6 separate regions of the Mus musculus genome follow, and all the other regions are linked to region 2. A link is a loop called in an ENCODE intact Hi-C map of the cell type or tissue named here. Cell type or tissue: heart. All regions are shown on one strand.

Region 1 (5,000 bases), 350 kb before region 2:
TTCAAGGGACAGAAGCACCTGGCTCTAGATAGATGAGCTTTAACAAAAGCCTGACAAAGGGCTAAGGGCCTCAGAAAGGCCAGGGAGAGTGTTGGAGGTGGTAGTGTAAGACTCTGGGGAGCCTTAGCTTACTGGGGACCCCCTGAGTGAACCACATGGAGATGGGATCGATGCAAAAAGCAAGAGGAATTTATTGTTCCAGTGCACTGGGGTCGTCCCCGGAAGGAGAGGCGGCACCCCCCAGCACCTGTTCTGCGAGTTTTTATGTGATTTCCAGGGGCAGAATAGAGCATCAGCAACTAGGCACAATATGATTGGTGGAACAATGTGCCCTTTAAACTGATTGGTCTTTAGGGAATGAGGTGACTTCCCTTGTCTGAAGGTGGGCAACAGTCTTCCTGTGGAATGTGTCCCCACCCGAGGTCGAGATCAGTTCCGTCCTGTGATCTGAGAAATGTTAATTAGCCTCTCCCTTACAGAGGGGCAAGTGTTTCATGACCTTCCCAAAGTTCCTAAGCTGACCTTTTCAGTAGATGAACTTGTAAAGGGCCACTAGGTTCCACAGGAGACCATGAAAAGGTACGGAGCCAACTATATCAGCCTGAATGCACAGGGCAATGAAGAATCCAGGCTCTGATAAACCCTCTTTCCTGCTTCTCTTAATAGCTACTAACACTAAAGAGGCGGTTATTTAACTTCTCTCTTCCTTAGGTTTCCTATATAAATCTGATTGAGTCCATTCTCTGGTGCTATCAGAGGATGCCTGTGGTATATAAAGAAAAGGTTTCTTTTGGCTCTCAGGTCTGAGATATTCCAGATTAGGTAGCCCTATTAAAGAAGGGCCTCGGGTACTCCAACTCCTGGTAGAGAGAAAGGGGGAAACACCGGCATGTATGAAAGAGGCCAAGCCCAGGAAGCCCAGCGAGTAGCATAGCCTTTATTAATAGCAACTCACTCTCCCAATAGCTAACCCAGTCCATCCAGGAAGGCAATAAGGATTCTACCACACACACACACACACACACACACACACACACACACACACACAGCCACAATCAGGCCCAGCCCTCGGCACTGTGCATTTGAAGGAGGCGAACCATATTTATAGGAGAGGGTCACACAGACCCCAACCACAGAAATGAGGGTCCAAGAAGTGTTGGGCTTTGTTATTGTGGGTGCATCTAGAGAAGCACAGAACACGGGAGAGGGACACACAAATGACAAAGGAGTGTGGGAAGGCAGTACTTCTCTGTATCAGCGACTTCTCTGTGTCACTGTGACCAGAATAGCTGACAGAAACAATATAAGGGAGGGGATGTTGTATTCTGGCTCATAATTTCAGTCTATAATATTGGGAAAGGCATGCTAGGATAACTCAGTCCATGGAGGAAGAAGTATGCTTGGTAGATGTTCCCACGATGGCTAACCAGGAAGCAAAGAGGGGGACCAATATCAGGACAAGGCTACATCTCCAAAGTGCGGGGGAGGGGGGGTCTGAGGGCTGGCAGGATGGCACAGCAGGCAAAAGCACTTGCTGCAGCCACCTGGGTATGATCTTACATGCACGAAAGAGCGTGGGGGGGGGTGCAGAGAGAGAGTTTTAAAAAATAAAGAAGGTAGACCCTAAACAACCTAGCTCTGCCCAATCTGAAGGCATCTCACAAATAGCCCCCATTCTGTGAAGGGTCCACAGTCTCGCAAGGCAGTAGCATATTCTCACAATATGTGCAGAACATGGATTCTAGAGGATATTTGAGATTCAAACCACAGCATTCCTGACTGTACTGCATGATAGGTCAAAAGAAGGGCTTTTTTTTTTTTGAGAATTTGAGGGACTCTGTAGCAAATCCACAAGTTTGCATTTAGGGGAGGTGAGGTTGGCCTCAACCTGCTGAATGACAATGTCTTTCACAGCCGCCCCTGGTGCTTCTCAAGTGGTGTTAATCAATGGGCTGACTCAGAAACCCCTCTGACTTAATGGAAATCTCCCCCTATTAAGCCTACCATAATAACTGTGAATTGCTTCTTCCTGTGGGGGTGGGGGAGTGGGGGTAGGGGGTTTAGGGGGATGCTCTTCCTAAGGAGAGAGGCCAGCTCAGTCTCCTGCCTGCTCTGAGCTCAGCTGCATTCCAGTCAGGACCTGACGCTACCTCTCCTGATCCACAGTTCAGAGTGAGGGCTTGTTTGTATTGTTTTGATTTGATTTTGTATTTTTTTGTTTTTGTTTTTGTTTTCTTTCTAAGCCTACTAATTTGATAAGTACTGAATTTCTTTTGGTAACTGCAGCTAGTTGCACACCTTCAGGAAGAAAAGTGCTCCTAGCCCACTCATAGTCAGAGATCTCACTCTGTTCTTCCTCTCCCTCCCTCTCTCCCTCCCTCCCTTTTCCCTCCCTCCCTCCCTCCCTTCCTCCCCAACCATCTGATTCATCTGACTCTTTAAAGTTTCTGACACAGTGTCTTGATGCCTTGTTTGAATTTTATAGAAACAAAACCCAGCACAACAAAGAGTTTGATTGAGGAACATGGGTGACAGTCTCCCAGGATAGAGCTGGCATCAGGAAGGTGTCCTGTCCCTATCATCCCTACCCCCTGCCTTACTGATTGGTAAACATGTGTCCTGGTTTGCTTTCTGTTGCTGTGATAAAGCATGACCAAGAGCAACTTGGGGAAGAGATCATGGCAGCCTAGAGATGATACAGTCTCTTATCAAAGGGGAAGCCAAGGCAGGAACTGGAGGCAGGAACTGAAGCAGAGACCTTGGAGGGGCACTGCTTACTAGACTGCATCCAGGATCAAGTTCTACTACCTTTCTTCTAACTCTTTTTTTTAATTCATTTATTTTTGCATGAGTAGACAAATTGTGCCTGGTCTACATATATAGACCACATGTGTGTGGTACCCACGGAGGCCAGAAGAGGGCATCAGCTCCCCCTGTGACTGAAGCTACAGACAGTGTGAGCTACCAACCTGGGTGTTGGGAGCTGAACTCCCTCCACCTCCTCACTCTTCCATCCTCTGTCTCCTGCAGAAACAAGGGCTTTTAACTGCTGCCTCCTCTCCATCTCCAAGTTCTGTTACCTTTCCTATAGAGCCCATGTTCACTTACCTAAGGATGGTACCTTGCACAGTGGGCTGAACCCTCCAACATCAATTAGAAATGTTGCAAGGAAGAAACACTCCACAGGTAGATCAGATGGAGACAATTCCTCATCTCAGGTTCTCTTCTCTTTCCAGGTGTGTCAAGTTGACGACCCAGATTATCCATCACACTCTGTATATAAGATCGTGGTGTAGGGAATAGGGAAGTTGGATGCTGAGTGGAGATCAGCTTAGAAACTGTTTGGAAAGTTTCTCAGTGATGAGGGCCTCTCTATTGTTGCCTTGGTCATGTATGGGAAAGTCACAGTGAACATCTCAGCCAATTAAATGCCGACGATGAGAAAACATGCGTCATAGATATACTAATGATGTCCTTTCCATGAAGAAATGTGAATGTCTGTGTCATGATAGACTGGGAGAGGAAAAGGAGACTGACGCAGAGACAAGGTTCATTGGTCATATAGACCTGAGGCAGGAACTGGAATGAATTCATTGTAGGAGTCTATTTAGAACGCCTTGTCTGATTCTATACAGACATAAAGAATGTTAAAGGTAAATTTTGTTTTAGAAATGTGTGCATGCATATGTGGGATGTAGGGTATAGAGTATGTTCAGAAAGGAGGAAAAACTGTTGGGTCATTAGAAAGTGCTTATCTCCAGCAAGCAGGCGTGAGGATTGCTCTGTAATTTCTTTCTGATTTTCCATATGTCTAGGCCTGACAGGAGAGATTCCATCTTGGGATGATCAACTTCCACAGTTCTGAGATGGTCAAGAGAAGCACCCACCCTGCCAGTGGAAGTAGCGGCACTAGCCAGAGGCCACCTGAGCTGCCGCTGCTCCATCTGGCAGAGAGCCATTTTAATACTGTCTACTGCCTACCTGGGTAAAACTGTTTGCATGGCCACGGTGGCCATGGAAACAGTGTCTCAGCTTCTGCAGTCTCGGTTCTTCTCTGACCTTTTTACTCCGTGTCTGTGATACCTAGAGCTCACAGGCGACATGACACAGGTCTCTACTTTATGTTTCTCTTGGCCAGACTCCCTTGTCATTCTCATGATGGCTTTACCACGTTGTTGTTGGGTATGGATCTTCCCAAGACAACTGTCTGGGACCTGCAAGATTGTATCTGAGGTAGTCAGTATCCAGAAAGCACAGTGGCAGCAGGTTCCATGACAACTCCTCACAGAGCCAATGGATGTAATCTTCTCATGGTCCCTTCCATAGCCACTACACTATCCTGTCCCTGAGTCTGTTTGAGTCGTGATTATTTCTGAAGCCTGATTCCTGAGATATGATAAACCATGCTTCACATAGCCTCAGATCTTTTCTAGAGTAGAAAAATAGTCAAGGAAAGAAGGCACCCCTGAGGTTCAGCTAGGTTTGTTCTCTTAAGAACAGAATAGTTGAAACTGGGTGTGGTGCTGCATGCCTTTAATCCCAGCACTTGGGAGGCAGAGGATACCCCTGTATTTTTGTTTGAGGTCAGCCTGGTCTACACAGTGAGTTCTAGAACATCCAGGGCTACACAGAGAAACACTGTCTCCAAAAGCAAGGAAGAGAGGAGAAGAGGAAGAGGAAGATGAGGGGGAGGAGAAGGCAGAGGAGGAGGAGGAGGAAGAGAAAAAGGAGGAGGAGGAGGAGAAGAGAAGAGAAGAAGGAGAAGGAGAAAGAAGGAGGAGAAGGGGAAGGGGAGGAAGAAGAAGAAGAAGAAGAAGAAGAAGAAGAAGAAGAAGAAGAAGAAGAAGAAGAAGAAGAAGAAGAAGAAGAAGAAGAAGAAGAAGAAGAAGAAGAAGTAGTAGTAGTATCTGACAGGATCTGGCAGTACAGCTTTGTGATTCTAGAAACCCAGAGCATTGAGTAGGAGAAGTACAAGCTGAAGACTTGCCTGGGCAACTTAC
Region 2 (5,000 bases):
AGAACCAGGCCCAGTAGAGTCAACATGGCAGAGGGCCAAATGCCCACCCAAGGTGTGATGACTAATCTTTATTGTTAACTCGGCTGGATTTAGAACCACCTAGGAGGGCTGGTGAGATGGCTCAGTGGGTAAGAGCACCCGACTGCTCTTCTGAAGGCCCGGAGTTCAAATCCCAGCAACCACATGGTGGCTCACAACCATCTGTAATGGGATCTGATGCCCTCTTTTGGTACCATCTGTATGTAATAGGATCTCTTCTGGTGTGTCTGAAGACAGCTACAATATACATAGAAATAAACAAATAAAAATTTAAAAGGTTTTCAAAAAAAATCACCTAGGAGAGATATACCTTAAGGCATGTGTCAGAGAGGGCATCTACAGAGAGTTTCCATTGAGGAGGAAGACCCTGACCCTGAATGGAGACAGAGCCATCCCACGGGCTTGTGGTTTCAGACTAAATGCATTGGGGGTGGGGGGAGCTGACCACTGGCATTCACCTCTCTCTGCTCACTGAAGATGGCAGTGTGACCAGCCATCGCACACTCCTAACCCTGCCTCCTTGCAGTGGACTATATTTCTTTAAATTATGAGCCCAAATAAATCTTTTTTTTTCTCCCTATCTTGCTTCTTTTCCAATACTTGGTAACACCACCATCGACAAGAGAAACACCTAGAATCTGTACTTTTCTTTTTATCAGCTTGAACCTCTGCTAGGAAGTGGACATTCAGCCGGGATGCCATCTCCTGGTCACACGTGTGGAAGGGAAAGGAGAAAAAAGGAACTTCCAAGGACTGGGACCCTTACGGAAGCCCCTCCTTCTACACCTTCAGCTACCGAAGGAACACCGGCAGGCCTTGAATGTGTTCTCTTATCCCATGGGGACCAGATTATTTTTGGTCTTTTAGTACTAGACATTGAAGTTAGGACCCAGAGCATGCTAAAGTCACACTCTACCCCAAGCTGCGCTCAAAGCTCTTGGAGCATTGGCTTCAGGCTTTCTTGTCAGGAAGGACAGCGACACCTGCTATATGTTCAAACCCACAAGGTCTTCCAGTCTTTTGTCTTTTATTGATGCTGTCTTCCTGTTTTACACTGGAGCCATTGGCCTATTACTGATGATGAAGAAATAATTCTTTTCTGTTACTTTAAAAAAAGAAGCTGATACAAAAAGGATTATTTTTAAAAAACATTCTTTAAAATGAAGCAGCTAGGGAGCTGGAGAGATGGCTCCGTGGCTAAGAGCACTGACTGTTCTTCCAGAGGTTCTGAGTTCAAATCCCAGCAACCACATGGTGGCTCACAACCATCCATAATGAGATCTAATGCCCTCTTCTGGTGTGTCTGAAACAACTACAGTGTAGTTATTTTTAATAAATAAATCTTACAATTTATTGTGAGAAATCTAGCTTTAAAAAAAAATAAATGAAGTGGCTATCCATGTTTAAAAGAAAGCAGCCTAGCCAAAACAGAGCAAAAAACGAGGTACAGGAGCCCCTATTCCCTCCTTCCCTGAGGCTCTTGTAGGGTGGGTATGATATGAGTTCCCTGGCACCTATCAGAATCACACCAGGCGGCCGTAGGGTGTGACCTTACACAGCCTAGGGGAATCTTGAACCATTTCCCCTCCTGTTTTTCATAATCTTTTCAGTGCCCCAAGGCTCCTGGACTAAACTCCTAATTTATTCTAAGTAATTACATTCAAGAATCGACCGTTGTTCCAAGCAATGAAAAATGAAGGTTTTGTTTGGCCTGGATGTTGTGCTTCCAGGGCGGGATGCCAAGTGTCTGAGCAGGTCTCAGCATGAAGAAGGGACCAGAAGAAGGGACCTTTGTGGTCCAAGAACTTGCACTTCTAAATGAATATTTAAATAATTTTATAGCAGGCTGCGAGCACAGACTTTACTCAATGGTACAGCTCAGCCTCAGACAGGAGGTTGTAGTTACTGTAAATCAAATGAAAAGGTAGAGGTGTTGATGAGTGTGTTCTGTTCTCATGAAGTTAAAAGCACAGCCTAAGCAATGATACGAACTCATAGATGTATATATGCGTGTGTATACGTGTATATGTGTTCATATACGTGTGTAACATAAACAGCACCAGCCTCCGTCCAATCATCATAAGATTATTTTCAATATAAAATTAGCTTTACAAAAGTGGACATTTCAAATAGTTAGGCTAGCTTTTCACAGCCACAGCTGTGTGAGAAGTTTTCTTAACAAAGTCTTGTGTTCACTGTGATGGAGAAGACAGCCCAGGCTCCCCCCAAACACCATCAATTCCTTTTACGTTTTTTTCCGGGACACTTCAGATGCTGAAGGAAATGAAGAAAGATCAACATGCATTCTGATTTTTAAATAGTGCTTTTCTAGGTAGAACTTTAATAGATTTCATCTAAATGTATTTTCTTTGACAAGTTTGTCTTTTTTAAATCCCACGTATCAATTTCCACAGTTTAATAAAATTCAATTTGTCACATCCCAAATTTTTAGGTAAAATTTACTACCAACAAAAAACCCTCCTCCTCATACCCACTAGTCATCTAAGACATGCTACAGTCACCCCAACAAAGCCGGGTAAGTGGGTGTGCCTGGGAGCCCAGGAGGGATTAAATAAAGCAAGTGTGCCCTCTGCTGGCTGCAGTGAGGATCAAGTACCAAAGGGTCTGTCAATATTCAAAACCATCCTACAGAAAGGAGAAAAGAGAACGAGCATGCGCGAACGAACACGCTCTACAAATTCTTATGGGTTACTCTGGCCCCCGGGTGTTCAGTGTTTAGATGAGCAAAGGAAACTGTAAGCCGGAATCCTGCCGGTCTGCAGAATGGCCGAGAACATGGCCATCCAGTGACCTTCAGACAAGAGAGCAACGGACAAAACCGGGTCATTTAGCCAGATCCCAGCCAGCCAATCTCCTGCTACTTCTCCTTCAGCGCTAAGTTTACTGTCCTGAGGCCCGGGGACAGGAATCTGTTTGTCTACAGAGGTAGATCTGGGATTAATAACAATGTTGAACCTCTCTCGCTTTTATATCGTGTACAAGCACCGCATTTACCTATCCCCAAAAGGACTAAAATCTCGTGGGGGTGATCCAGAGCTGATGTGGTATTCGCCACACCAGAGTTGAGTTCTTTGTTGTTGTTGTTGTTGTTTGTTTGTTTGTTTTTTCAAGACAGGGTTTCTCTGTGTAGCCCTGTCTGTCCTGGAATTCACTCTGTAGACCAGGCTGGCCTTGAACTCAGAAATCTGCCTGTCTCCGCCTCCCAAGTGCTGGGATTGAAGGCATGTGCCACCACTGCCCTACTCAGAGTTTAGTTCTTAACCACTGACCTGCACTGCCTCCTCTATCTTTCTGTCACTCACGGTGCCTGCTTTCCTGCCCCCTGGAGTGCTAGGTTAGCATCCCATTTCCTTCTATTTTTCTGTCTCTGTCTCTCTATCTCTGTGTGTGTCTCTGTCTCTCTGTCTCTGTCTCTCTCTCTCTCTCTCACACACACACACACACACACACACACACACACACACACACACTGGATTTATAGGAAGAGAAGACATGACATGTTTGATTTACTTTGCCCTATGTTGACAGATCTGATAACAGTGTGACAGACGAGAAGCTGGAATCAATTGACTAAAATTATACTTTTTTTTTTTTAAATCCACTTTACCCTTTCTCCACAGTTAGTTACCAGATCATGTTTTCATTCTGGCACACTGTACCCAGTAGAGATTGGTACCAACTCACAAGCAAAGGCCCGTCTTCATCAAATTGCTCTTTCAAACTTAGTTTAGACAGTTTCTCAGCTGCGGACTGAGGCACCGTTTCCCCTGCTATGATCAAGCCCCAAGTAGTAAGAGAAACATCTTCCCACTTCGATGTCTGCAACCCAAAGGCCCAGGGGAGCTCATGTGTCCTCTTGGAAGAATCTTGAGAGAAAATACAATAGAAAACAAAGGAAGATTTTAACTTCTTGGCTGAACCCAGCAATTGTGACATTATGTTTTAAATCCAACGTACACAGACTATGCAAATGTTTGAAAGCCTTATATTGGACAATGGCTTACAGATGTGAAGGACTTGTCAGTGGGTAGGCACAGGTCCCCAGAGCACAATGCGTTCCACTCCTTGAAGATGCAGGTTGTCTAGAAGCCAACCCACTAGAGGAGTTGTTCCCACACTATCCTTTTAGAGGATCCAGTCCCTATTGGAGCTTCCTTCAAAAAGCAAATGATGTCTACCTGAGCAATGAATCCACAGATAGTCTCTCAGGCTGGAGAATTAGTTATGAGGGGCAGGGCAACACCGGTACAAAAGCAGAAACATAGAACACAGGACCTGTCTGTCAGCCACTGCACTTAAAGTGCTGGAGAGGGAGAAGGGGGTCAAGAGACAGCTGCCTTGCCTCTTGTCTCTCTGAACTGTCAGGTGTGTATATGTAAACATTAAGAATGGAGAGGTGACTAGATAGTTAAGAGCACTTGGTGCTCTTACAGAGGACCAAGATTTGGTTCCCAACACCCGCCAGAAAACTTAAAACCAACTATAACCCCAGTTCAGGGAGATCTGGCGCCCTCTCCTGGATTCTTTGGATAATGTAAAAACTAGGTACACTTCCATACATGCAGGCAAATATTCTTGCCCATAAAATAAAGAATGGAAATGTTCAGCTGGGTGTGGTGGCACATGCCTTTACACCAAGCACTCATGAGTCAGAGGCAGGCAGATCTCTGTAAGTTCAAGGCCAGCCTGGTCTACAGAGTGAGTTCTAGGACAGTCAGGACTACACAGAAAAACCCTGTCTCAAAAAACCCAGACCGGGCTGGTGAGATGGCTCAGTGGGTAAGAGCACCCGACTGCTCTTCCGAAGGTCTGGAGTTCAAATCCCAGCAACCACATGGTGGCTCACAACCATCTGTAACAAGATCTGACGCTCTCTTCTGGAGTGTCTGAAGACAGCTACAGTGTACTTACATATAATAAATAAATTTATCTTTAAAAAA
Region 3 (5,000 bases), 620 kb before region 2:
GTTGAGGTTCGATTGCTTCTGTGCACCCCAGCGGCACCTGCTGCGGCTGTCCCTCCACTGGGTCACCAGTGTTATAGCAAGAATGAAATAGGCAAACAGTAACCAGCATGCTGCTATAAATACTGTTGAGAGAAAAAACTTCAGATTTGAATCTCATCCTTGGCTGGCACTCCGTGAGCGATTCAGGTACAGGGCTGGGGGACCAGGCTTTGGATGGCCCCCCACATGTCTGGATGCTCTTGGTGCTGGGAACTCTGGTTATGAAACTTGAAGATATTTAAAGTTTTAGGGGTCACAGAGAAATGACCTTAGAATAAACATCCGCCTCTCAAGTGGAGTTAGCAATGACACCGGGGAGGCAATGGGGAGGAGCTGGGATGTTCTTTCCTACGTCTCTCGGAATCTCCTGCAAGAGGCCTCAGTAGTGTTTGCAGGCACAGGTTCTGCAGCAGGTTGTCATCAATGGCCTTAGATCATTCGATTGGTCCTCTGACACTTCAACTGTATCAAAACCCCTCAGACTGATGTGGTGTTGAGTAGTGCTTGTCACCTGGGCTCTTGCAGTGACCCAGTGAGTGGCACATCAATGATGGCATCCTTCTTGAGGTGATAAGGCTTAGATCTCTATGTATTCCACATACAATCAATATATTATGTAGAGAGTCCAAAGGCTGATTTCAGAAGAAACCTTTTAGCCTACCCAGAAATAAAGAGATTGCTTTAATCTCTGCAATGAAAAACACTCAACGAAAATGACTGCAATGTAAAGACAGACAGACAGACAGACAGACAGCATAAAACTGTAGGGAGCAGAGGAAGTCTGAGTGGAGCAAGTCCTGAGGGAATGTGCATTATTCACGGGCAAGGCCATGTCGAGGATGCTAAGGCCTCGGTTCCTCATACAGCAAAGGATGGCTTAGGTTCTGGCAATGGTTTTCAAAGAGGTTTATGTGTGAGCGAGTACTCCGTGAGTAAAAAGACTAGAAATACAACTACAACTTCCTCCTCCTCCTCCTCCTCCTCCTCCTCCTCCTCTTCCTCCTCCTCCTCCTCCCATGTGTTCACAGTCTGAGACTGCTGACTTACAAGAACGTCCCTCCAAGAGTAGCCACCCCCTCCCCACTGTACTGTCCAAAATAAGCAAGCTAAGGTTCAGGGGTGTGCCATTAGTAGGTGCCCTTCCATCAGAGTGTGTACACTGCAGCTGGCTCCAGCTTTTCTGTACATGTATCTGCGAGTCTTCCCTTTCTTTTTTTTTTTTTCTTTTTTCTTTTAAAAGGTTTATTTATTATTCTCTGTAAGCACACTGTAGCTGTCTTCAGGCACACCAGAAGAGGGCATCAGATCTCATTGCGGATGGTTGTGAGCCACCATGTGGTTGCTGGGATTTGAACTCAGGACCCGGGTCTTCCCTTTCTTCATTCCCGCAATGTCCCAGACAGATGTCCAGATCCACACCACTCGATCTGCAAATTTTTTGCAAGGTTCAGAAGAAAAGAGAAAGCTGGGTGTGGTGATGTACATCTCTAATTCCAGCCCTTGGGAGATATAGGCAGGAGGACCATGGGTCAAGGTCATTGTTGACTGCACAGTCAATTAGAGATCAGCCTGTACTACATGAGATTCTCTCATATGCCAATACCCTGAGACAAGGCTGAGGGAGCCCGGGCAGGCAGCGTGAGTGTGAGTCCTGTACCTGACTGGGCTCTAAAGTTTAGAGTCTTGAGTCAAGAGCTTATCAAGTAGGATGAAAGGTGGAAAGAATGGCCACTGGGTTCAGTTTGAATGGGTCCTGTGGAAAGCAGAGGAAACGCTGAGGAACAAAGTACTGAGTGAATGTGTGTAGTTACTACATTGACCAAGTCAAGGAACCCAGCGCCTCAGGCCTATGGGAGTGACAAAGCCTGCCCTGGGTGAGGCTCAAAGCCTTTCTACAGGGACCTAGTGAGAGCACTGATCGGCTATGTAGAATATTTCCACTGTAGCTTTGTCCCCCAGATGTCTCTGGCTTAAAGACTGCTCTCCTACAGAGGCCAATCCTACTGAGATGAGCTAAGCCTGCCTCCTGGCTCAGCTCTATGTAAAATCTGGGCTTTCCTATCTGTGTGTAACAGCCCCACAGGCTTGTTCAGCTGTATGCAATAAGCCACCCCCCTGTTCAACGATATATAGTAAACAGGCTGAGCTTCCGGGATGCTCAGGTTCCTCCATCAGAGAGCATACCAGCTCTTCTGCATATGTGTGTCTGTGGTTTCTCCTGTGTCTGTCCTTCCTTCATTCTCTCCCTGCCCCAGCCAGGCCAAGTCCCTAAAGCTGTGCAAACACTCGGCAGATTACATGAAATGCGCTGGCCCCGCCATAATGAGTAACTAGGGACCATGCTCTAGACTTCTAGTTAATCTTTCCAGTAGGCAATGTCCCACTTCACTGTGGACCTTCCACTGTCCCAGTGGTCTAGCCTTGGTTTTTTTTCTCAACTCCACACTCAGCAGACAGCTTTTTAATAAGGAGAAACTAGCTATAGGGTGAACATTTTGGCAATGGCTTTTATAAAGGTTGGGCCAAAACAACTCAGGAAGAAGTTACCTTGGCTTGCTGTGTCGGATGTTTAATGATCCCTCTATGACTACTTAATTGCTCTTTTTCTCTTCTGCTGAAATGTAAAACAATGATACTCCCTAAGCCACTTAATACTTATGCTAAAACATAGGAGGCAGAAAGAATGCAGGGATTGAAGGAGGGACTTGGAAGCCCCAAGACCATACTCCAGAGTCTGGAGGGCCGGGCCAGATGTGCAAAGGGCACCCTTCCCAGGACAGAGCAGCACACAGCAGCCCCCAGAGCAAATCAGTTCTGGTTGTCCTGACCTGCTTCGCCAACAGCAGCCAACAAGGAAGGCTTCCAAGTCTCGGCTCCTTCCTCTTTTATCCCCATGACTCCCATCCTGTCCAACCAATGTTCTACATTTCTGAAAAAAAAAAAAAAAAAAAAAAGGAAAGGCACATGAGACACATGTAACAAGAATTCACTTTGCAGTGGCTTCAACAACTCAGGATTTATCTTTCTTTCCATACATCAAATTTAAGAAGAGTCCTAAGAGAGAGTTTTTGGCCTGGAGGTGGTGGTGCACACCTTTAATCTCATCACTCAGGAGGCAGAAGAAGGCAGATTTCTGAGTTCGATGCCAACTTGGAATACAGAGCTAGCTCCAGGCCAGCCAAGGCTACACAGAAAAACCCTGGAGAGAGACACAAAGACACAAAGAGAAGTGGGGGGGGGAGGAGACATGGAAGAGAGAGAGAGAGAGAAAGAGAGAGAGAGAGAGAGAGAGAGAGAGAGAGAGAGAGAGAGAGAGTCTGAAATGCTTGCAATTCTTTTGTGATTTTTCCAGCATGCTTCCTATCTCGTGGTCACAAGGTCGCTGCTGCAGGTCTATGTATGAGGTCCTCCTTTCAGTCTCACAGAGATGAGAAGGGGATTAGGAGGTACCTGTTCATGTCTGCAGTCAACCTAGCAAAAACCTCATAAACCACCAGGCCTCCTCTTCTCTCCCACAGTTCAGCATCAGATCCATGGCCACCCTACCCTCAGGGGAGTCTGGGAAAAAGAGTGGTGGGATTCTCAGCCTCCAAAGCAAGAAGTAAGAATAGCCTAGGTTCAACCAGATGATAATGCCCATCATCAAAGGCGATGTCTAAGGAAAACGCACAGTCCCCTGCCATTTGTCCTAGGAGGCACAGTCCGGATCTTAGAAAGCTCTTGCTTAGTTTTGAGTATGATGAAGATCAGTCTATTGTTGATCTCCCTGAGGGCTTCTGCTTCCCCATTAAAAACTACACAGAGTATTCATCCCGTAGGCAGTGCCAGCTAAACGTTAGTCTAGAAGAGCTGGCCGCTGCAGTGCAACTCTGTTCTCCAGGCATTACACGTTCAGCTTGACCCAGAGCAAACTCTCACAAGATCAAACCTATTACAGTTCCCCACAGAAGGGGAAGGAGGATTCTCACTTGAGCTTCCTGTTCTTTCCAGCTCCACTCAGCTACATATATAGTCTTCTCTAGCTGTGCATAGTCTTAGGGGAGTGTCTAGAGTATACAGGAAGTGGTTGGAGGAGATGGGGCCTCCCGTGGTCAAGTGAGACTTTAGTGATAACAGACAGCTACCATTAAGTTACCCATTCTCCTAAATGTAGACTTTCACCTACACTCCTGAAAGTCATCCGAAGAAATCCATTGACTTACCAAGGCAGGCTTAGATTAAATAGTTTATTTGGTCACTGGTGTCTTATCTGTTACATATAAGTGTTTCCATACCTCTTGACCTAGAAAATTTCACACAACACCCTCTTACCCTTCCGCGATGACGGATAATGAAATCAGTCCTTGGCATGTACACACAGGTCTGCAAGGTGAAATAACCATTATCTTTTTATATGACCCCAAACAATGGGAACACAGCTTGCTAACCTATAAATAGACAAGCAGCCTGGAAGCCAAAGCCTTTTAGTGCAGAAAAAAACCACAGTAGGAAGCAAGAAGGATTCATTGTGAATCCCTGTGATGTGCAGAGTTGGAGAGGGAACTGGGTCTCAGGGTACACACAGTTGGATCCTGGGCTTAACCCTATGTTGGAGAATACCAGCTCTGGCCTCTTCAAGACCAGAGTGTCACCAGCTGGCTTCTCACACAGCCATCAGGAGCTTAGGCACACAGAGATGTTCCCCTGGTGCCACCCTCATCTCTCTGTGATAGACAGAGCTAAATCCTGATTCCTTGCTCAGCGAACATTCTCTTCTCATCTCAGCTGGTGAGAACTTTGTCTGCTATGTCTTGCAATCCAAGACTGCATCCAGAATGACAGTTCCAATGGGTACTCATCAGGGTCTGGGCTCATATGCTAATATAGTGCCTTCTCAAGAATGAGACTGGGAAGGATTTCAGATGCCCATGGTTCTGGATGAAGATTCTGAAGGCTAGGAAAGGAACCCTTCCATCCCAAAG
Region 4 (5,000 bases), 1.0 Mb before region 2:
CAGATTTTCCTAACTAGGTCAACTGATTGAAATGCGAATGTTTCAGAGAACCCTGCAGACACACCTGTGCTAGTGCTGTACCAGTTATCTGGGTTTCCTTTAGAGCAGTCAGGTTGACATCTCATCTTAAACACAACAGAGCAAGTACCTGTTTCCTATGTATCGAACTGTCAATGGAGCTGGAAAGCTGGTGCACACAAGGATTGATTTAATATAGGGAACTAGGGCTTTCTGACAGCATCAAGGAGTTGGAATGGAGCCACTGCTCAAGAGCACAGCCCCAGAAAGCAGAAGGCCGTGACTTTCACCATCTGCAAGCTAGAGACTAGACCTTGGTTGGCTTAGTCACTGTCACCTCTCAGTTCCCATCTCCTGTCTGTGGACAATAACAAGCAGAAAGCTGGCTTTTCCTTACCCCTGCCTTCCTAGTCAGGTGTCAGCACGCGGTATTAATGTTCTCATAACAAATTACCTAACAAAGGCAAGGGGTCTATTTTAGTCAGTGGTGTAAGGGAACAATCCATCAGGGCAAGGGAGACACAATGGAGAGAGTGTCTCTAGTCATGATAGCAGGAGTGTGAGGAAGATGCTCACACAGGTCCACAGTCAGAAATCACAGAGATGCATGCTGGGGCTCAAATGCCCCGCCCCCTTTGCAATTTAGTCCTGGACTCCAGCCCACGGGATGGTGCAACCACATTCAGGGTGGCTCTTCTCTCCTCTGTTAAACCTCATTAAACAGAGACACGTCTAGAGGCCTCTCTCCCAGGTGATTCCAAGTCCGTACCTGTGATTAACCATCACATCCATCTCATCTAGGAGGCCAGTTTTCATCCGGGACATTATTTGCAAAGGTTTCTGGGAAATGTGGTTTTAAATACGAAGCTCTGCAATTCTGGAGACATTCTAGCATCCAGACAGAGGGTTCAGAAGCCAATAAGTACAATATTCTTCCCCCTGTAGTTGGCACATCTTTAAACACAGTTGTATGTGTTTAGCTCGCTTCTAAACAGATGGGGGCATGCAGCACACAGTTGTGCATTCCAGTTGTGCATTCCAGCTGTGCATTCCAGTTTTCCATTTAGGCTGCACTGAGACTGGGGATACCTCCGTGCCTGTGGCTCTACCCCATTCTTTCCTAGGCTGTGTCCCACATCACTGTACAGCGGTACCACAATCACTGCAACCAGTCCCCTGCAGATGGGCATTCTGACGCCTTTCAGAATTCTACATCTACAATCAATTATAACCTGGATTTCGGGTTTTTGTATGTACAAGCAATTGTACACCTAGCAGTGCTTTCTATAGCTTTGGTACATTTGAAGAGTGAGTATTATCACCATGGATCCTGGAGAACGAGTCTTTTCTCTCACTGCAGGGTCTGTGCCTGGTTACCCCTTGTCCCTGAAGCTCCTTCATCCAAGGAAATATCAGTTTTCCTGAAACACACACACACACTGTTTAATATTTCACAGAGCACTGGGTATCTAGATAGAGCAGGTAATACTGGTATCTAGTTCTGCACACAATGACACTTGGGTGACAGTTTAGGTGATGTGTCCAAAGTCATACACTTAGTTAGTGGCAAATTTGGATTTGAGCTCAAGTCTCCAGTTTAAAAGGTGCACGTTTCCGAGCAGAGCAGTGCACAAAATAATGTTTTGTGTTGTATAAATACAGAGAATGGTCTTGTTCACTTTTGTATTCTTAACTTTTTGCCTAATACATCTCTGGTGCTTACTGACCATGGACTGAGTAAATGGTCACTTGGTGCTGCCTTGCAGAGAAACATTGTATTTAGAGTTTATAATGTAACACGGAGATAGCTTTCATTTCTCGATGAGATCCAACTCAAATAGAAAACCTTTCTGGAAGTTGTTAATCAGGAGACATTGAAATGGTGCCGCAACTCACTATTGGTCCACAAGAGGGCGGTGTTAGAAAAGCGTGAGAAACCGGCCTCTGCGCCTTCTCTGAAGTTCTCAGAAGGAACGCAAACAAGCCTTTTGCTTATTGCTATGCTAACCAAGTAGATTTAAAGAATAGATGTAGTTATTAGTAGATTATAACCAGAAATAGGGAAACAAATCTAACCAAGGCTCTATTTTAAAAGATGAAGCTTCTCAACCACGTGGAATAATGGGAAGAGCATGCGCTGGCTAACCTTGGGAAAGCACAGGCTTGGCTTGCACATCTGCCAGATGGGGCAAACATGGCGTCCCCTGAAGGCTTGCTGGGAGAAAGGCTATGGTGACACAGAAAACACTATGGTGACACAGAAAACGCCACTGTTTTTTCTTTTGGTTTTCTTTTCTTTTTGGTTTATTTGAGTTTCTTCTTAGCTTATCTAATTACTAACATTGGTTCATTTAGGTAAGAATTATGTTCAAGTTTTCTTTTATATATATTATATACTACACACACATATATATATTATATTGGTGTGGGTGTGTATGTGTGTGCGCGTGCATGCACTGTATGTATACTGAGTCATCACAGGTGCTAGGTAAGGACTCTAACACTGAGTTTATTTACCCAGCTCTTAAGGATATTTTCTGAGTAAATGAGGTATACAAAGTGGTAAAATAGGTGTATAACTGACTTGAGATCAACTGAAGTAAGAAGAGAGTACCTGGTATGGTTTGCAGTCTATACAAATGAGAAGAAAGCAAGAGGGTGGTTCCCCCTAGCTCACTGGTGCTACACTAGGAAATTTGATGGCATTTGTCTCTGTTACTTTTCTCAACACTCCTACCTGAGTGAAGGAGTGTACGAGAGTCAGGAAGAACTTATTTTGGCTCGTGATTTCAGAGCGTACACTCTGCCATGGCAGGGAAGGCATAGGGGTCACAGACAGATCTGCCCATGATGGCTGCGGAGTGTGCAGGAGTCGTCACGTCATGACCAGCCAGGACACAGAGACCGTGAGCCTGGAATCGGAGGCAGAGCCTTCAAGACCCACCCAGTGAGCCACTTCCACCAGCTAGGACCCCTACACCAAAAGTTCCATAACCTCATTCTTGGCTTACAGACTCCTCCCAGAGAACTAGCAGCAGTTATGTCATCACATGCCACCGTTGCTACCTGTGCCGCTGCCGGGTGCAGGTGGCCTGGCAGTGTACAAGAGGACGTTTCGCTATCCCAGCCCCTCTCCCCTCCCCTCACCTCTCCTCTCCCCTCCTCTCTCTTCCCTCTTTCTTCTCTCCCCCTCCTTCTCACTCTCACTCTTTTTTTCTCTCTCTGTTCCCCACGAGAGCCGGCCTCTCTCTCTTTCTATCCTTTATTCCTGCTTTCTCTGTCCTCGTGGCTCTGTCTGCATCTACCCCTTTTCCCTCCCTTCCCCGACATAAACCTCTCATACCAGGCATGGTTTTTCAGGGGACAGCTTTGCACAGGCCTGCTAGGTACCTGCCGCCTTACCCTTACCTTGCAGCCATCACCACATTATATTTCATGATACTTATAAAGCCGGGTCAGGAGCTGAGGACCAGGTGTCAAAATACATGAGCCTCTGAGGGATGGCCCGGATTCAAACCATAACAATGTTGTCATCTTCAAACATTTATTAATTCAGATTTTCCCTATTCAAATGAATCGTATTAGCTTGGTGTATATGATCGTTTTATTGTCCAAAAGGTTAAGAGCATAAGCTATGCTAATTTAATGAGTTTGGCAAATTCCTATAAATATTGCTGTAAGGCATTGTCTTTTCTACACAATGTTTCGGATTATCACACAAAGCAATGGGTTGTATCATGGTGTCTTCATGCACATGCTGATATCCTTTGTTCCCCTCCCTGCCTCTGTTTCCCCAGTTAGTCCCTGCTTCTTCTATTTGCTTATATTCTGTTTTTTTTTTTTAATAAAATTCCAATTGTTCAATTTTACTACTGAAGACTTGGGAGCCAGATGCTGGGGTGAAAGCCTGCTAGCTCAGGGAGGCAGAGAAAGCACCCAGCTGACCTTCCTCCTCGGCTGATGTCCCAGAAGGAATGCCCTCTCTCACACACACACGCATGCACACACACATGCATGCACACACACAGGCATACACACAGACACATGTGCACACACACATGCATGCAAACACACAAGTGCTACAGCATGTGTGTGGAGGTCAGAGGACAACTTGTGGGAGTTGGTTCACTCCTTCTACCATGTGAATTCTTAGGATTAAGCAACTACTTTAACAAGGCCACATCTACTCTAACAGAGCCACACCATCTAATAGTGCCACTCCCTGGACCAAGTATATAGGAACCACGACAGTTAGCAAATGCATTTAATAAAGTTTTTTCCACATCTTTAATGGCTTGCTACCCCTTTTTAGTTTTTATTGCTCACTAATGTTTTATTGTATGAATGTGCCACTGCTAATGTGCGTAGGTTATCTTGCTTCCTGGCAATCGTGCCTGTCTTAGATCTGAGTATTGTGCTAATGAATTATTTAACCCTTTCAAGACTCATGCCATTTGGACAGATCTAGAACTTAAAGGAGAAAATGTCCATCATTCGTTCCTAAAGTCAGCCAAATAAAGACAAGCATGGCAAACATGTTTGTTCCCAGGTTGCACTTTTTTTTCCCATGCATTTGCAAACCCTGTTGGTGTGTGTATTCCAGATCTCCACCTTTCTGGCTCTGAATTGGCCTTACGCCTTGGGTCTCTCACTTCCGGTATGTCCACTTGGCTGAGGTCAGGAGGAGGCATGCAATTTGACTTATTCCATAGAATCAAGGCAGAAGTGACACCATGCAACTTATAAGCAGATGCCTTATATCAAGTTCTTGGAGCTGGAGAGGTGGCTCAGAGGTTAAGAGTACTTGTTCTTCCAGATGATCCAGGTTTGATTCTTAGCACCCGCATGGTGGTTCCCAGCCATTTGTAACTCCAGTTCCATGACATCTAAGCCCCTTTTGGCCTTCTCTAGTTCATGGTACACAGACATATATGTGGGCAAGCCACCCAAACCTCCCAAAAAGTGCTAAACCAAGTTATTTC
Region 5 (5,000 bases), 520 kb before region 2:
ATGAGTCTCTGGGCCTTTGCTCTTAATAAATAGTTTATATACCTATGGAAAAAAAAAAGAAATAAACCAATCAGATTCGAGAATGACATAACTCCTGCAAAGCCCTCACCCCTTTAGGAAGGTCATGAGGACCCTAGAGCACTGGCCTCTGAAGATCTATTGGAGAGAAACTGGGAGCATTTCTGCAGCAAGACATTTGAGAAGAAGGAAGAAGCTCATGTCCCTGGGGACGGCAGAAACCATACATAGAAGTGAGAGGCAGAGGCTTCCCGCAAAGCCCCCCCTCCCCCTCCACTCAGCTCACACACCTCAACCCACTCTGACAATGTAGGTCATCCTTTTTTTTCTGGAAGGATATTACGAAGGCATGGTATCTGGCCCACTGGCTATGTAGATGTCCAATCTGGAATGTCTGATGTCAATCCCTACCTCCTTTTTGGTAACTGTCCCTCAGCTTTTAAAATAATCTCCTTGTTGCTCCTTTGAATTAATGGTGGAGGGGCGCAGGGCTCTGTTACACACCCACGAAATCAGGGTTCTCCCTCCCCAGTATCTTGTGGGTCGAGGAGAGAGTCTTGACCGGTGAACAGGAGAAATTATCCAACCAACTCCTATTAGTACCTATAGAGAGCTGTTCACTGATGTGGACAATTCTCACAAGGATATAGACATCTTCTGCGCCCCCCACCCCCCAGACAGGGTTTCTCTGTGTAGCCCCGGCTGTCCTAGAACTCACTCTGTAGACCAGACTGGCCTCCAACTCAAAAATCCATCTGCCTCTGCCTCCCAAGTACTGGGACTAAAGGCGTGCGCCACCACTGCCTGGCTGGATATAGACATCTTTGACACCTTGTTTTCAGCCATTTTTTTTAACCCCAAGAGAACAGAATTCTTTTAGAATGAACAAATAAACAAATAGGCAAAACCAGGTCAGATCAATCAACAGGATTGTTTTGAGTACCCATTTCACGTCCTCAACACTGGAAACTGGTTTGTAGCAAGTGGTCTGAATAGATTGAGGAAGTTAACTATACTAAGAAATTGACTTGGATATCACAGATGAGAGAGGTGTGGCTCTTCTCTGTGCCCTGAAGTACTCTGTCCTGGGGATTTATGTGGCTGGCTCTGCCTACTGCCCTCTCTGAAGCAGCCCTGTGTACAGCCTGGGGAAGGTGAACGCTGCATAACTAAGCTGGCTTATTTTTGTTGTTTCCACAGGAACCGCCCTATGTGGGGAATGTTTGTTCAGAGACAATGCTGTGCTTGTCTTCATTCCATCCAATTGTCCACAAGAGTGATTGGATTTTATGTTCTAAAACTAATGCCACAAAGCATGCTTGAAGTCTATTGGCTTCAGACAGGATATGCTTTTCCAAAATCCCCATACTTGCGTTCTCTGTCCTTGTTTTCTTACTAAGCTGATCAACACCGTCCCCCTTATTTACAGTTTTCTAAAACTTAAAAGCTAGAAGGTGTTCACAAACCCTGGGCTGCTAGACTCGGGCTTCAGCGATTCTTGGTGGCAATAGAGCCTTGATTCCATTACTGCGTGATCGTTCCTGAAGTGAAGGTTCCAGAATGGCAGGGTTGAGGAGTCAGATGGCTCTGTGGCCATTTTGTTATTGGTACAATGGCCTGTAAAGACGCTGCTCCCTTACCAGGGCTGAGGGGAAGATCAAGTAGAAGATGCATTGAAACCTATTAGGACTCATACCCTGCTTAATAAACACAACAACGTGTTATTTAAGAATCAGGATGCATCAGGGTGGGGAAGAAATGTTCTAGCCAGTAAGCACAAGGGAAGTACAAGTTTTCTAGGTATGCGAGCAAGAAAGAATGGTAGCTTTTGCCGGAGTTGGAGGACCTCGTCTGCGGAGAAAGAGATCGTCTTGTTGGATTCACTTTCTGCCCTTGCGAATGTTGCTGTTGTTGACTTTGCTCACTTGCAAAGCTGCACAGCACCCAACAGCTCATCTTCTGTGTTCATTTATTAACTCTCCAGCTACTCCTGGAAGGGAGTATTTGTTTTCTGGGAGAGTCACCTAGAGGTGAAAAACAAAAACCCCCAAAACAGCCAGGGCCTATGTGGGGCAGCAGGCAGCTCAGTTCTGCTTCTCCTATGAGCCACCAGAGTCTCAGGTCCCATTTGTACTGAAGACTTTGTATCCATTTGATGTGGTTTTGTTGCCGTTTTGGGTTTTTTGTTGTTGTGTATGTGTTTGTTTGTTTGTTTGAGACACAGGGTTTCTCTGTGCAGCCCTTGCTGTCCTGGAACTGGCTCCATAGACCAGGCTGGCTTTGAACTCAGAGATCCACCTTTGCCTCCTGAGTGCTGTGATTAAAGGCATGCACCATCACTGGCCCCGACTCAATTTAATCTTTAAATTGTGGGAGTTCCACATTAGCATAGTGAGAGCAGCAGAATTGGAGAGGAGAAACTGCAGCAATGGACACTTGGGATTTAGTCCCTTCCCTCTTCTCTACAGGACTGGCAGGACTCATTGTGTAACCTTGACAACGCTCATCTTCCACCCCTTCCCATGCACATGTTCCACAGTCTCGTGGGCTTGGAGAAGGGAGATGACTCCTGTGAATGACTCTGAAGACTCCACAGATTCTAGAGATTTCAACTTAACTCTCTTGCCATTAAATCGTATTAGGCAAGTGATGGCTGTATGTGTTTCAGACCCAGAGGCAGTATAAGGCCAAGTCAGCCTGTGTCTTGATAGCCTCAAGACCCTTAAAGATCCCACCCAGGGCCCACCTGACCTGGCTTTTTCTGATGCTGTGGGTGCTGCCACTTCCTGCTGGGAAGCTTCCGGGCAGCTGCTGTTCTTGGATCCCTGTTTCCATTTGTTGCCAAAAACAGTGAGCTCATGGCACGCTGCCGGGCCCTGCATTCCACTCTGAGATCTCTTTTTCTGTAAAGACATTGCTCCATTCTCCTCCAGGCTAATGTACAGCTGCCTTCAGGAGCATTGAACTGTAGGATAATCACTTAACTGTGCTCTAAAATTGTAGGGGCCCTGCCTTCCCTTCCTCAGCGGAGATAGGCACACAACAAGGCTTTGGTTGTCTCTTGGCTGCATGTGGTCTGTGGCCTTGTTTCTCATGAATATATCCCATAAGGGAAATTGCTCAAAGAGCCAATAATTCAGAAGTCTGTGTCCGTTGTCCCCAAAAGTTGTTTTCTCTATATTCTGTTTTCTAAAGGAGACGTGCTGGGTAATTTTGTATGCATTTTGGAAGCTGGGTGATTTTTCTCACAGTGTTCTGTAAGAGGACTGTGTCTTCCGATAGCTGGCACACCTCAAAGGCCAATCGCTTCGAATGTTAGACAAGGCAAGAATATCACACATTAATGGCAGAAGAGAGCAAGAATGATCACAAGTGTCAGAAGCATTCATAATCTTACAGGGTGAGCATTTTCCAGGACAACCTTACTATTATCAACACCATTTTGGAGATGAAAAATTCCCCGTGGTCACAAAGTCCCACAAAGCCAAACTGAAATTTTAATTAAGGTTCAAATTAGAAAGCCAAGAAGGTAGATAGAGACAGCAGGGTCTGATGTTTCCTAGGGAGACGCCCCCGAAGGCTTAGGAGACCACAGAATCTCATCTGTAGGCCTCCATTATTTTCACTCAGGACGTGCTACCAGTTACCACTGTGTTCTTTCCCTCACCTGGGGCCTCTACAATGCTGACCAAGCTCCCGTGTGAGAGACACTGAGGGTTCAGGAGCCCTGCCTAGTGCAGCAGAACACAGAAGCCAGCAAATGAAACCACTAAGCTTCTGTACAAAGTGCTCCTCCATCATCCAGGGTGGCGCAAAGCCAACTGCAGGAGAACCCTGCAGGCTGGAGTCAGGGCCCTCGAGAAGGGTTAACCATGTGCACGGCACCTGCTCTATCAGCTTCCACTGTTTTACTTTCAGACACTTCTATAAATCTTCACATTTTGTTTTAAATAACTTTTTATCGAAGTATTACATGTTATGGATATAAGTATTACATAGTCATTTATCAAGCACACATATCCCAAGTCCATATGTTTTTATTATATATAATTTTTATTGAGGCATATGAGCAGACGTAGACATGTCCACCCAAGGGCACGTGCCCTAAGCATACAACTTTGAAAGCTCATACTTCAGAGAAGCCATCAGTAACACCGAAAACCCATCTTTGTTCCCCAGCCACCAAGATGACTACTGCTCTGGGCTCTAGCACTATAGATCTATTGGTTGGTTTTGTCCTTTATAATCACAATTTAAGTAGATGATATATACATGCTTAACATCCGTTAGTCTACTCAGCATCAGAGCTGGGAGAGCTCCCCATCGTAGGACTGATCTTGACTTCTCTTTACTGTCAAGTGTTCATAGCTGGGCTCATTGGCTCAGACCTGTGGCTTAGCTACTAGGGAACAGGAGGAAAACAATTGCAAGTTCAAGGTCAGTCTGGACACCTTAGTGAGACTGTCTCAAAGGTCAAAGAAAGGGGCTGTGAATATAGCTCAGTGGTAGAGTGTTTGTTTAGGTTATTAGGTTGGAACTTTGTAAGGCTCTAGGTTCAACCCTGGTGTCCTGATGAGAAAAGATAAGTATTCCACTGAGTAGAAATAGCCACGTACTTGTCCATCCCTCAGATGATGTGCAGTGGAGCTTCCCTTTGGAGTCTATTAGATGTAAGAATATAAGCCTACACACATAAACACAGACCGATAGACACACAGACACAGGCACACGCACACGCACACACACACACACACACTGGTGGGAGGGAGAATGAAAGAGCATGTCTGCCTTCAATCCCTGCACTCAGGAAGCAGAAGCAAGCAGTTTGTGGGTACAGAGCCAGCCTGTACTACGTAGTACAACACTATCTTTAAAAAAAAAAACCAAAAAACCTCTGGCAAAGCCACACACATAGTTGTTGTATAACAGGGACTCAGCAATGGTCTCCTCGGCCTGGTTTCAGCTGAACCTAGAGGGATGGC
Region 6 (5,000 bases), 340 kb before region 2:
AAGGAGCTTAGGTGATTTATGAATCAACTTACCGCTGTAGAGGGCTTGGCTTACCTTTTAGAAAAGAAAGACGACTCAGCCCCTAGCAAAACAGCACTGGCCCCTCTCCCCCTAGAACAAAGAGCTTGCTTCTTCTAAGCTGCAGAAATGAATAATACAGCTATACTTGCATATTCTATTACATTAGATTCTCCAAAATTTACATATAAACTACCTAGGTCGTTATCTGGAAAACAATGAGAATCTTTAAAAGTATTGCTAATACTATGCTGTGCGTCATCTTTTCTCACGCACCTGAGTCTGTTCCCAGGTTACAGGAACCTACCTTCTTTCATCCAATTGCAAAATGGTGGAAATTGAAATAATATGTGGCCTGGAAGGGAAAAACGAGCCCTAATGGGTCAGTGTGGGGTGTGAAGGGCAAGGCTATGGAGAAGGGAAGAAGAGCAGCATTGCCTTCCTCGTCCTGACATTCCCTGGCTGTTCCTATGCCAATGGCCTCTGGTCTCCTTCCCCCCACCTGGCAGGCTCCTCCTCCCCAGCTGCCTGTCTGAGTCCCTCCCTGTGCAGCTGAGGTCCACAAAACAGCCACAGAGGCACAAAAACGAGGAAAAGCCTTCCTGGCAGACCCCAGGGAGGGCTGGCCCAGCAGACATTTGTTGGTCACCATGTTGACCACCATCTGTCAAAGCTGATGACACAGACAAGGGCAAATAAGCCAACAAATGGCCTAGTTTGTATTTAGCCAGGGTCAAGGCCATTAAGAGGTATGTCAGAAGACTCAGCTGTAGGCTCTCAATAAGCAGCCCGACATGCCACAACTGTAAATTGGGAGACCTGTGCGAAACTGGCAGAAAGATCCGAGCAATGTTTCTTCTTTTCTTGGAGAAATCGAGTGAGTCTCAGGTGGGGCAGAGATCTTTCTGACAACTAAAGAGGTCTTTTAAAAGTGTGGGTTTGAAAAGATGTGTGTTGTTTGTTGTGGTATGGCCACTTCCTATCCTAAGTTTTGGGACAGGGTCTCTCAGTGGCCCAGAGTTCACCAAGGAGGCTAAGTTGTCCAGCCATCGGGCCCCAGGGACTGCTCTGTCTCTACCTCCTTGGTGCTGGAATTACAGGTCCAGAGCGGAACACTCAACTTTTCAAAGGTCGGTTTGATGAACCAGCCTGTCCCCACTGTGGGCTTAAAAGTCATTTTATAGTAAAGACAAACTAGGCCCAACCCTGCTTAGGATTAGACTTCTATTTCTCAAGGACTGGCCTATGCCTCACCTGTAACCTTAACTACAAATGATTCTACACCGCCTGTTCCAGGAGCAGCAATTGTTTCAGGAAGTTGTTATGAGCGTGGTATGCTTGCTTTCTGCTTCTGTGACTCTGATTGCTTGCCTGCCAAAAATCTCCTTCGGAAACCCCCTACTCCTGGGCTATAAAAGCCTTATCTTTCACATCACATCATGGAGGCTGTTCTTTGAAACCCATTTTAGGGAAGATGGTCCGTGGACAGTCTGTGAACAATTAAAAACAACAACAACAACAACAAACTTGGTCATTTGGGTTGATGCTCTTATCTGGTAAGCATATGAGGTTCTGAGGATGGAAATTAAATCTTCAATATTCCAAGATAAGTAATTTACCAACTGAGCCATCTCCCTAGCCTGTGTGTGTGTGAGGTGTGTGTGTGTGTGTGTGTGTGTCTGTGTGTCTGTGTGTGTCTGTGTGGTGTGTGTCTGTGTGTATCTGTGTGTCTATGTGGTGTGTGTGTGTGGTATGTGTGTGTCTATGTGTCTGTGTGTGGTGTGTCTGTGTGTGTGTGTGGTGTGTCTGTGTGTGTCTGTGTGTGGTGTGTCTGTGTGTGTCTGTGTGGTGTGTGTCTGTGTGTATCTGTGTGTCTATGTGGTGTGTGTGTGTGTGTGTGGTATGTGTGTGTCTATGTGTCTGTGTGTGGTGTGTGTGTGTGTGTGTGTGTGGTGTGTCTGTGTGTGTCTGTGTGTGTGGTATATCTCTGTGTCTGTGTGTCTGTGTGCCTCTGTGTGTGGGATGTGTGTGTGTGTGTGTGTGTGTGTGTGTGTGTGTGTGTGGGGTGTGTGTGTGGTGTGTGTGTGTGTGTGTATAAGATGTGTGTGTGTGTGGTGTGTGTGTGTGGGTGTGTGTGTGTGTGGTGTGTGTGTGTGTGTGTGTATGAGGTGTGTGTGAGGTGTGTGTGTGTGTGTTATTAAGGTGAAACCATCAGGAGCCTTGCTCTCACAGGGCTCTTGCTTTACCATCAGACACTGTGCTGCTCAGTGAGGAACTCATCTCTATGCCTCCTTCTCAGAAAGTATCCACCAGGTTTCCAAACACATTGCTCTCCTATTTAAAAACAAAAACAAAAAACCAAGCAAGTGGCACAAGGGTGCTCTTATTAACCTTCTAATTGCCCTGAGCTCAGCAACTCTCTAACATTATTCACCATGTTTACAGGATCAAGGTGGCTTGCTATTACAGTGTGAGCAGGGAGATCTTTTTTTCCATATGTACTGAGGTCACGTTATACATTTTCTTGTTTGCTAATTATGTCACATATTCTTTTACAAACCTGTTCAGCATCTCAGAAACACATCCTTATTTGTTTTGTAATTACAATTACTCTTGTCTGTTACTTACACAGAAAGGTCAAGGATGGGCCATGGCTGCACCAGGTGCTGAGAATGGCCCAGAAAAACATCCTGGCCAAATACTGCAGGCATTAATAGGGGTACTCCTTCTGTCTGGCATGGGAGAGGTGACATTTTGGTGGGATATAACTTTGGGTTCACATAGTTCTTTCATTTACAGGAAGGAAATCCCTTGTTGGCTGACACACTGAGGGCTTCCTGCTGGAGCAGGCAGCCTCCTGTACTCAGCCCCTCCTCCCACCAGGACGGGCCATGGAGTTCTAGAAAGACACATTGTTAAGACCCACCCTGCTAAGCTTGGAACTACAGCTCTGTAGTACTTCCTGTTCCCCAGGGCCTCCTAACTGTCTTCTGCACCTTGTGGGCCATTGTGTTTCCACAGAAGAACAAGGTTGGCCAAGGGTGACAGAGGATGTACATGGCTAGCAGTACAGGGCACATCAGATGAACAGTCTTCATTCTCATCTCTTGCTTCCTTTGTTCTCTTCTAATTACAAAAAAAATGGCCTATTTCTACAATATGGGACAGATATGAAGAGAAAGGGAGAGGCCCACTGTCCCTGGAAGAGGCACTTTGAAAGTTGCTGGATTGCACTACTTTTTTTCAAAGTACAAAAATGTGAAAGGATAAAATCTAAATTTATACAAAAATGAGGAATTTTTCTTTCAGTCCTTCTTCTAAGTAAATTTTAAAAGCAAACAAACAAACAAACAAAGTCAGGTGTAATGGCTCATACCTTTAATCCTAGCACTTGGGAGGCAGAGGCAGGTAAATCTCTGAATTCGAGGTCAACCTCGTCTACAAACATAGAACAACATAGAACAACCAGACTCATACAGCGAGAGCCTGTTTGGGGGCAAAAACCAAGAATTGAAAAACAGTGATGTCAACTGTATAGCATCCCATTGTCATTACCTTATAACGAGGAGCATGACAGCAGCATACAGAACTGAGACTGCCAAGTCTTACCTAGCAAGGAATATGACAAAGCCTCACCTGTAGCATGTATCACTGGGGTGTGTGGATCCAAGATGCTCTGTCTCCCTACCTCAGTGCTAGTTTTGAGACCTCCCAGAACATCGTATGTTCATCTTAATTTTCATCCACACTTCTTCCTTGGCCCTTTATACTGTCTTCCTCCATCTAAACACTCACCTGAGAGTTCAGTTCCAGATAAGATTCTTCCTCCCCCAAACACCCAAGACTGAGGCTAGCCCCCTTCCATGCTCTGTCCCAACTAAGGGCTGCACTGGAGGGACATTCAAGGTGGACAGCTGTTCTCACACTCGGAGATGTAATGGCCATGCTTATCTCCACGTTCAGCACTTGCCAAGCTTCAGTGTCCACACAAGTTACCTGGGACCACGTTAAGATATAGATCCATTTACCGAAATCTTAGTTGGATCTACATGACTTCAGGCCAGGCTGCTCTACTGGTCCCTGATCTCCATGTAGAATCGTTGGATTCTAGGGGCCTTCTGTGGAAATAAGCCCATGTTTATGCTACTGGGTTCTGTCCAAAGACCAGATGGATACCACTCTCTCTTCCTCATCCAACCTCTCTCCTGTATCCCTCCTCTTTTTCTCTTTCAAGTAAACTCACACAGTTAGATCCTGGAGGCTACCCAAACTTTGGCCCATCAGGTCCAGAAGTTTCTATATAGTTCCTGCATCACCCCTACAGATGTCCTGTTCCTATAGCCCTGCCTTCCCTGGCAGGACTGATCATTTCTTCCCACTCTGGCTAAGCAGTCTAGTCATCTCTTTGTCCAGTTCCGGCTCATCATTAGAGCCCCTCATCTTTATAAGTGTCACCATTCCAGAAGTTGACACTCTTAATACAAGACTGCTGTCCCTCTATTGGGATTCAGTGACCAGTTCGTGGGAAAAATATTCTCCCAGCTAGGAAAATACCCTTCCAAGCAATATCACCCACACAAATCTTGTCTATGTTTCTGATTCTCTCTTCTGTGAGACAGATTCTTAGAATTCCAACTAACTAGAAGAAAAGCTCTGAAAGCATTGGGCTCACAATTAGAATCACCTCCCATCCCTCTTTAATGGAGCCACACTCACTAATGCTAGGCTCTTGTGGCAGATTTTGATGGACTTAGGAATATAAAGATACTTCCTGTTCACCCACAGTTCCCAAGCAAGCTCTCCCATGAAGGTTAAAATCCACCCCCACTCTACTTTGTGATCACAGATGAGAAAATACAAAGGCTTCTAACACCTGCTGTAGGAAATAAGCCATTACTAGGATATAGAAAGTTTCTAACTCTGGGATTTTCCTCTACTTACAGACCTCTCACTGAGGGGCTGGAGAGATGGCTCAGCAGTTA

The links. Hi-C counts contacts between places; a loop is a spot of excess contacts. Peaks named below come from ENCODE experiments on the same cell type or tissue, not always from the same donor. Only the 100,000 strongest peaks of a DNase experiment are listed, where the experiment ranks them.
Region 1: it touches region 2 in a loop (3-fold over the local background); 14 of 42 quality-filtered maps call a loop at or near these places.
Region 3: it touches region 2 in a loop (2.4-fold over the local background); 5 of 42 quality-filtered maps call a loop at or near these places.
Region 4: it touches region 2 in a loop (2.6-fold over the local background); 10 of 42 quality-filtered maps call a loop at or near these places.
Region 5: it touches region 2 in a loop (2.6-fold over the local background); 4 of 42 quality-filtered maps call a loop at or near these places.
Region 6: a loop joins it to region 2, with 3 times the contacts of the local background. A loop is called at or near these places in 5 of 42 quality-filtered maps.

Annotation. Positions count from the first base shown.
Region 1 is chr13:97,585,210-97,590,209 of GRCm38, reverse strand. No RefSeq gene overlaps it. Among named protein-coding and RNA genes, the nearest start is that of Gm5086, 28 kb to the right of the region's middle. In heart, a CTCF peak has its summit at 2,928 (motif pointing right); no DNase peak of the experiment used is centred here.
Region 2 is chr13:97,232,858-97,237,857 of GRCm38, reverse strand. No RefSeq gene overlaps it. Among named protein-coding and RNA genes, the nearest start is that of Enc1, 5.7 kb to the left of the region's middle. In heart, CTCF peaks have their summits at 2,634 (motif pointing left) and 4,572 (motif pointing left); a DNase peak (open chromatin) is centred at 2,637; H3K4me3 peaks cover 484 bases; H3K27ac peaks cover 405 bases.
Region 3 is chr13:97,857,098-97,862,097 of GRCm38, reverse strand. No RefSeq gene overlaps it. Among named protein-coding and RNA genes, the nearest start is that of Gm41031, 34 kb to the right of the region's middle. In heart, no CTCF peak of the experiment used is centred here; a DNase peak (open chromatin) is centred at 2,797; H3K27ac peaks cover 467 bases.
Region 4 is chr13:98,237,372-98,242,371 of GRCm38, reverse strand. No RefSeq gene overlaps it. Among named protein-coding and RNA genes, the nearest start is that of Utp15, 23 kb to the left of the region's middle. In heart, a CTCF peak has its summit at 1,923 (motif pointing right); no DNase peak of the experiment used is centred here; H3K27me3 peaks cover 249 bases.
Region 5 is chr13:97,755,134-97,760,133 of GRCm38, reverse strand. It overlaps Rps18-ps4 (ribosomal protein S18, pseudogene 4), which reads right to left. Exons shown (of 3, transcript NR_152263.1): 3 at 1-42. It also overlaps the pseudogene Rps18-ps6. Among named protein-coding and RNA genes, the nearest start is that of Rps18-ps4, 6.5 kb to the right of the region's middle. In heart, no CTCF peak of the experiment used is centred here; no DNase peak of the experiment used is centred here.
Region 6 is chr13:97,568,114-97,573,113 of GRCm38, reverse strand. The region is part of intron 2 of Gm5086 (predicted gene 5086); the gene reads right to left. Among named protein-coding and RNA genes, the nearest start is that of Gm5086, 11 kb to the right of the region's middle. In heart, a CTCF peak has its summit at 2,927; a DNase peak (open chromatin) is centred at 2,913.